Linked DNA regions of Homo sapiens: region 2 is linked to region 1. Evidence: read pairs that join two places in POLR2A ChIA-PET (ENCODE). Cell type or tissue: A673. All regions are shown on one strand. Region 1 overlaps RHOJ (ras homolog family member J). Region 2 overlaps PPP2R5E (protein phosphatase 2 regulatory subunit B'epsilon).

Evidence for each region. Peaks named below come from ENCODE experiments on the same cell type or tissue, not always from the same donor. Only the 100,000 strongest peaks of a DNase experiment are listed, where the experiment ranks them.
Region 2: POLR2A ChIA-PET joins it to region 1 with 8 read pairs; 2 of 35 experiments call an interaction of 5 or more read pairs at or near these places.

The regions. Positions count from the first base shown.
Region 1 is chr14:63,283,609-63,287,608 of GRCh38, reverse strand. The region is part of intron 4 of RHOJ (ras homolog family member J); the gene reads right to left. Among named protein-coding and RNA genes, the nearest start is that of GPHB5, 33 kb to the left of the region's middle. In A673, no CTCF peak of the experiment used is centred here; a DNase peak (open chromatin) is centred at 2,458; H3K27ac peaks cover 565 bases.
Region 2 is chr14:63,446,739-63,450,738 of GRCh38, reverse strand. All of the region lies in intron 3 of PPP2R5E (protein phosphatase 2 regulatory subunit B'epsilon), which reads left to right. Among named protein-coding and RNA genes, the nearest start is that of PPP2R5E, 95 kb to the left of the region's middle. In A673, no CTCF peak of the experiment used is centred here; no DNase peak of the experiment used is centred here.

The DNA.
Region 1 (4,000 bases):
AAAAAAAAACCGTAATGACTAATCAAGTAAAAGAAAACCTAGTACTTCTTCCATGTTGTTCTAGTTGGGGCAGGACAAGTTATAGAATAAGATAGAAAGTAACTGGAAGGGATAAAGGCAAAGAGATCTTCCCAGCTGTAGACATGTCTGAGAGGGCTCATGGATTTAACAGCAACTATAGTTTGCTGAGCTGGACCTTGTGGTACATGAGCTAATTTCATTGTCACAAGAACTTTACAAGGAAAAATCTGTCACCATCCTCATTTCACAGCTCAGGAAACTGATACCCAGAGAGGCTAAGTAACCTCCCTTATGGCCACACAACTAAGAAAATGGCAGAGATTCGAATTTGTCTGCCTCCTGAGCCAAAGTCTTAACTACTCTTTTGGGCTGTCTCTAGCAAATGTCATGAAATTGTGGCTGAAAGAGCAAAATTAATGAATAAATGGGCAAAGCTGTTACGGATATAGTAAAGGTGATGAGAGAAGGGAAGAAGAAGGAAGGCATGTCCTGTAAATGGAGAGAAAAGAAGAGAAGATGTTAGTGGAATAAACAGAGTAAGCTCGTATCTAAAGAAATGGCTAGTAGCAGAGTAGTTCTGTATTCCTCATTTGAGAATTAGCAAAGGCACACAGAGAAGGCAAATAGAGAGCCAAGAAAAAGAAAAAGAACCAAACAGGTTGTAAGAGAAAAGCCGCCATCTCAACAAGTCAGCATTATGATCAAATTGGTGAAAGAGGAAAAACATTTCTAGGCCAGACAGATTTGCTGCTGATCTTTGAAGACTATAATGCAGAGATGCCAATTCAAGGCTGGATAATGTAAAGTGTGTTACTTGAGTATAGGATAATATGGAGTGGTGGGGATTGTGGCAGACTGAAGAATACATGCTTAATCTAAGAGACTGTTTAACAGTTTCTGTTGATGAGGAAATGCTGGGCTAGAGTTGCTCGACCTTCTGAATTTCTTTTAGAGGCTAGAAATGTGTTTCCAAACTATTAAATGTTGGCCACTAAATTGCAATAAAAATATGTGTTTGGACTAATGAAAACATTTGTGGGTGAACTTTGGCCCGTCAGTTGCCAATCTGCTCCCTATGCTTTAAAGGATGCCTTTGCATGTCCTGGTCTCCCTGTCTAGAATTTTATGCCCTCCCCAGACCCCTTTGCCCACCTGAAAAACTTTTCCTCATCCTTCAAACCTGGATAAGATGTTACCTGGTTAAAGAAATCTCTGAAACCTCCTTCCGTGAATGTATTAGTCTCTCTCTCTTCTGTGCTACCTGGTACATTGCCCAGATGTGTGTTACTGTGTTTATCCAGGTGGCATGCTTTTGTTTGCCTGTCTCCCTCCTCTTCTGGCCTTTGTAACCCAGACACCAGTGGTGAAGTGACTTTCAATGACCAAGGGAGAAAGGGAAAATGGCCAGCACAAGGCAGGTGGCAGTGACTCTTCCAGTCAGGAAGAGGGCATTAAAGACTCCAGTTGATTAACGTGACTGAACATTGATGACAGGGTGTTTGCAGCAATTTTGCTGCTTTAAATCCCACCTGTGCATGTTAAAAACCCAGCAGGAAACTTAGCAGGTGCCAAGTTAAAGAGTGACAACGACAAAAGGCACAGTGTGAAGAAGATGGCCGGAGAGGGCAAAGAGAACCCAGAGATTAAAAAAGAAAAAATGGCAAATTCCTGTATCAAAAAATACCTTAGGAAGTCTGAACTTAGAAGATCATGTTTAGACTGTATTAGATAGAACTGGGAAAGAGAATGCACAAAGAATTACAATCTTAGAGCTAAACAGTGTAGCATCCAGCATAGCACCTGGCACATATTAGGTGCTTAATCAATTGTTGTTTAATAATTCTAGCAGCAATAGGGGCAGTTACAAATGTGTAAAAGAATGGGAAAAGTAGGCTGAGGATTAAAAACTACAGTAATAGAAAGAAGAGGGAGAATAAAAGAAGTCAAAGAATAATGAATATTTATAATAAATTAGTGCAAAATATGTAAATGTGGTTGACTTTGGAGTATAAAGAATTGTAAATGTGTATGATATAAAAATGTCCTTTGAAAATAAAACACCCTTTGAGACCAAAAAGAGATGTTAGGTGGAAAATGCTTTGGAAATGGAAAAGTATTGAACAGAAAGAATCAGATATGAAAAATCTGAACTTGCAAAGCCTTTAAGTTGGGGGGGAACTTTGCACATGAAAATAAGGGACTCCAGTATATAAAAAAGAAGCCCCAAACCTAAAGGTTTCTTTTCAGATTATAGGAGGGAGGCAGAAGAGCAGGTGGTTAAAGCACAGTTTTCTATCCTCACTCTGCCACTTGCTAGCTGGGCGATCTTAACCTCTCTGAGCCTCAGTTTCCTGTAGGAAAGTGGAGATAATAATATACACACCTCAGGGGGTTGCTGTGAGGATTAATTAAGACAAAGGCTGTAAGGCGCCTGGCACCAAGCCTAGCACATTATAAACACTCCATAAATGCTAGCTGAGATTATAAACTACTTGACAGAAAAGTCAGAGAGTAGAGAAACTTAAAGCATCTCTATAATTACATGAATTGTGATAAAACAAGTTAAAATCTTGCTAGGTTTTCTTCTAAATTGGATTTTGTAAGCTAAACATGATTCCGTCTGTATCTGAGAGCAGTTGCTAGGAGAAACTAGCAAAAGGCAATATAAATGGTGAACTCAGCCATTGTTCCAAAAATAAGTATGAAACGAGATGGGAGGCTTTGAAACGACTTCTTTTCAGACAGAAAAAAAACAACTTCCCCAATGAGAAGTGAGGCTAGGAAGCTGACGGCATGAAGGAACACAGAACGCGAGTTCCTGCAAGAAGCTGGTGCCGGCCAATGGGGACATCCTGGCTGTGAAAAATGTGTAGAAAGGAGCCACCTACAATTATTTATGGAGCTACATATTTAGGTATCTTAATGAGAGCATTTGAGGATGAATGTTTGAGGAGAAGGTAGAAGCACCTACAGGCATAAACCCATTTCACCCAAGGAAAGATACACAGTTGGAGGTCATTTACGTGACGGTCAGGTACACGAGTGGTGATGTCCACAGAGCTGGATTGGAAGTTTTTGACTTTGTTATTAGCTATGTGCTTGTCTTCTAAGACTGTTTCCTCATCTGTAAGCTGAGACCAACGCTATCTGCTTAAGAGGGTTATTATGAGGCTGAAGTGAGAGATATTATTAAGTACTTAGGATCCTAAGGACTCCATGGACGTCTGGCGCTAGTTAGTATTGACATTACTGTGCATAGAAGTAGGAAGAGTTCAGTATCTCGATCAGGTGTTGTGAGAGGTTCTCATGCAGGATACCTGTAAAAACATGATTGTATTTAATTCATTTCTAGTTGAGTGTATCATGCTTAGTTTTAGTGCCTGCAAGCAAGATTTAATAAGATAAATGCATACAATTTTGTAAGTGAAGAATTTGTAGTTAATATTCTTGACTGGCTTGAAGAGAGTGACTTCTAACTCTGCCTGCGGTATGCGTTTTACTAGGTTAGTCACTTAGAAAGTAAGATTGAAAATTTCCAAACCTCTGACCTGGGTCAATAGATTTATGACTTGATGAGGAGTCCGATTTAAGCTCTGGAGGTGTGATTTATCGGCCTCCTCTTGCATAAAGCACGTCCACCCTCTCGAATATTTTTCAGTGGCTGCTTTGCTCACATCTCGGGGTAATGGGGGAGGCAAAGACTTGGTGTCTGGCAAAAACTTTCTAAAGCATTTTCTTAACTCTTCATGTTAAGCTCTCAAGAAGGAAGAAAGGTCCATGAAAACAGTTCCAGCTCTGAGCTATTATCTGCCAAACAGCCACTTAGATCCCCAGCTAGTCACTTTTTGGTATCTGTTATCCTTCCAGATGCTGTTTGTGACACAATCCAGGCTCTCTAAGTGGCTATTCATTATATGGTGAGAAATACTGGACAAATATAACCCTGCCAGATGCTAACCCAAGTCTCTCCCAAGAAAAT
Region 2 (4,000 bases), 160 kb before region 1:
TGTAAGCACACCTAAGAAGGAACTGTGTCCTGCACATATCTGTGGCATCCATAATACCTCCTACCTAGTCCAGGTCTTCTTGAAATTTGTTGAATGAATGAATTCCTCCTTAAAATGTAGGCATTTCAGTCTCTCAAATTATGATTAAGATATTGGATGTCATTGGATTATACCCAGATTTTAAACTGAGTGTTTAGCATAATCCAAAAATTCTGTCATCCATATGGACCAGCTTGGTGTTAAACCAGCTTTGGTCTCCTAAGGGAGACCGTTTTCTCCCTCTTTTCCTCCCCATTCTCCAGCCAAAAAAAGAGACTCCTATCATTTGTATGTGTTTTAAAATACACTGGAGCTTTATCTTAGGAGGCATTGAGTCTGTTAGTGTACATGCTGTTCTAGGGCATTAGAAAATTCTAGATGGTAGTTTCGGCTTCTTAGAAGTATAACTTATTTTTCATATTTGGTGATTTCTGAAATTGTTAGCTACTAATTATATACGGTACTTAGACACTCTGGAGCATTTACAGAAAGGGGATATTATGATAGAGTAGAAAGAGACAAGGCGCTGGGCGCGGTGGCTCACGCCTGTAATCCTAGCACTTTGGGAGGCTGAGGCGCGTGGATCACTTGAGGCCAGGAGTTTGAGACTAGCCTGTCCAACATGGTGAAAGCCCATCTGTACTAAAAATACAAAAATTAGCCTGGCATGGTGGCACATGCCTGTAATCCCAGCTACTTGGGAGGCTGAGGCAAGAGAATCGCTTGAACCTGGGTGGTGGAGGTTGCGGTGAGCTGAGATTGTGCCACTGTACTCCTGCCTGGGTGACAGAACAAGACTTCATCTCAAAAAAAAAAAAAAAAAAAAATAGGAAAAGAAAAGAAAAGGCAAGGCTTTGGAACCATACAGACCTGGGTTCAAATGCCAGCTCTGGCCATACTTTCTACATCAATGTGAGCAAGTTACTTTAACTTAGGGGTTCTCCATTTTTGTGTGGTGCTAAGAGGTACATAGGGTGGGGGGAGGGTAGCCATAGTTTTCCCAGTCCCTCCTTAAATATTCCACCTAGGTAACATGCTTGTGCTTTTGTTTGCATATCAGGGTACTCAACACCATACATACATATACAGTCCATAGAACGTGTGCTTACTGTTCTGTAAGGAAAACTGGAACCACGTCCCACTTGGTGCCCTCATTCCCTCTAAGCCCATTGTATATATACATCCTGGTGCTGGTCACTTTCCTAATTTGTGTAATACCTGTCTTTGGGGGGTTTTGTGAGGACTAGCGACAATATTTATAAAAGTTTTAGAACAGTCTCTAACATGTGGCAAGTATTCAGTAAATACTATTTTTACATTTCAATGATTTTATTAGATACTTGATTTTACGATCATTGGTGGAACCCACTGTTACTTCTTTGTACTTAAAATACTCCGTCACTGAGATGTGTTTTATTCCATTGCCACAGTGGTTCTTAAGTTCTCTAATTCCAAGATGATCCTGCCTGTTGGGTAATCACTGTCCCCGCTGATTTCTCTTTCGTGTTACTGTAAAACAAAATCACTTCACCAGAATTAGTGAGGGAAATGATAGTGTTTTTTATGAAATACTAATGAAGTGATAGATGGGTTTTGCAAACCAGGATGAGTAATGATGTATAATGGCATGTTACAGTATCAGCATTAGTACCGAGAGCTTTTGATCCAACTTGATGGGACTTGTACTTTGAGAACTGGTATTCCTGTTAGGGGAAGAAAAGAGTAAGAGATAAAAGTAATCTATGTGTTGTGGAAACCATTTTTAACAATTAAATGAAGTCTGGATACCACCTACAGACTTCTAGAATTAGGAAAGCAAAGCAGCTCTTATGGGTATAAACAAATCACATGCACACCTCGTTTTATTGCACTTCATAGATATTGGGGGTTGCTTTTTTTTTTTTTTTTTTTTGACGAAGTCTTGTTCTGTCACCCAGGCTGGAGTGCAATGGCACGATCTTGGCTCACTGCAACCTCCCGCCTCCGGGGTTTAAGCAATTCTCCTGCCTCAGCCTCCTGAGTAGCTGGCATTATACACGGGAGCCACCACGCCTGGCTAATTTTTGTATTTTTAGTAGAGACAGGGTTTCACCATGTTGGTCAGGCTAGTCTCGAACTCCTGACCTCATGATCTACCCACCTCAGCCTCCCAAAGTGCTGGGATTACAGGCGTGAGCCACTGTGCCCAAACAAATTGAAGGTTTGTGGCAACCTTGTGTGGAACAAAACTGTTGGTACCATTTTTTCCAACAGCATATGCCCCTTTCATATCTTTGTGTCACATATTGATAATTCTTGCAATATTGCAAACCTTTGCATTGTTACTATATCTGTTATAGTGATCTGTGATGAGAGATCTTTGAAGTTACTTTTTAAAAATTATTTATTTATTTATTTATTTTTGAGATGGAGTCCCGCTCTGTCGCCCAGGCTGGAGTGCAGTGGCTCTGTCTCGGCTCATTGCAAGCTCTGCCTCCGGGGTTCACACCAGTCTCCTGCCTCAGCCTCCTGAGTAGCTGGGACTACAGGCGCCCGCCACCACGCCTGGCTAATTTTTTGTATTTTTAGTAGAGACAGGGTTTCACCATGTTAGCCAGGATGGTCTCTATCTCCTGACCTTGTGATCCACCCACCTTGGCCTCCCAAAGTGCTGGGATTACAGGCGTGAGCCACCGCGCCCGACCTGAAGTTACTATTTTAATTGCTTTGGGACACCATGAAATGTGCCCCTACAGCAAACTTAATCGATAAATGTTGTATGTGTTGTGACTGCTCTGCTGAGCGGTTGTTCCTCAGCCTCTGTCCCTCTTCTCAGGCCTCCCTATTCCCCGAGACACAACAGTATTGAAATTAGGCCAATTAATAACCCTATAATGGCCTTTAAGTGTTCCAATGAAAGGAAGAGTCACATGTCTCTCATTTTAAATCAAAAGCTAGAAGTGATTTAGCTTAGTGAGGAAGGCATGTCAAAAGCTGAAACAGACCAAAAGCTAGGCCTCTTGCATCAGACAATTAGACAAGTTGTGAATTTAAAGGTAAAGTTCTTGAAGGAAATTAAAACTACTACTCCAGTAAACATGTGAATGATAAGAAAGTAAAACAACCTTATTGCTGATAATTGAGAAAGTTTCAGTGGTCTGGATAGAATATCAAACCAGCCACAACGTTCCTTATGCCAAAGCCTAACCCAGAGCAAGGCCTTGGCTCTCTTCAGTTGTATAAAGGCTGAGAGAGTTGAGGAAGCTGCAGAAGAAAAGTTGGACAGTAACAGAGGTTGGTTGGCTTATGAGGTTTAAGGAAAATAGCCATCTCTCTAACATAAAAGTGCAAGGTGAAGCACTAAATGCTGTTGTAGAAGCTAAAGCTGCCGCAAGTTGTCCAGAAGACTTAGCTGAGACATTGATGAAGGTGGCTACACCAAACAACAGAGTTTCAATGTGGATGAAACAACCATCTATTAGAAGATGTTACCATCTCTGACTTTTACAGCTGCAGAGGAGAAATCAGTGCCAAAGCTTGGGCCAGGCTGACTCTCTTGTTAGGAACTAATGCCACTGGTGACTTAAGTTGAAGCCAGTGCTCATTTACCATTCTGAAAATCTTAGGGCGTCTAACAACCATGCTAAATCTACCCTGCCTATGCTCTGTAAATGGAACAGCAAAGCCTAGATGACAACACTTCTGTTTACACATGGTCCACCAAATATTCTGAATTCACTGTTGAGGCCCACTGCTTAGAAAAACGTTTTGTTTTTCTTTTCCCCCAAAGTATTACTACTCATTGACTATCCACCTTGTTACCCAAGAGCTCTAATGGAGATATACAAGGAGATGAATGTTGTTTTCTTTTTCTTTTTTTTTTTTTTTTTTTGAGATGGAGTCTCACTCTGTCCCCCAGGCTGGAGTGCAGTGGCTTTATCTCAGCTCACTGCAAGCTCTGCCTCCTGGGTTCACGCCATTC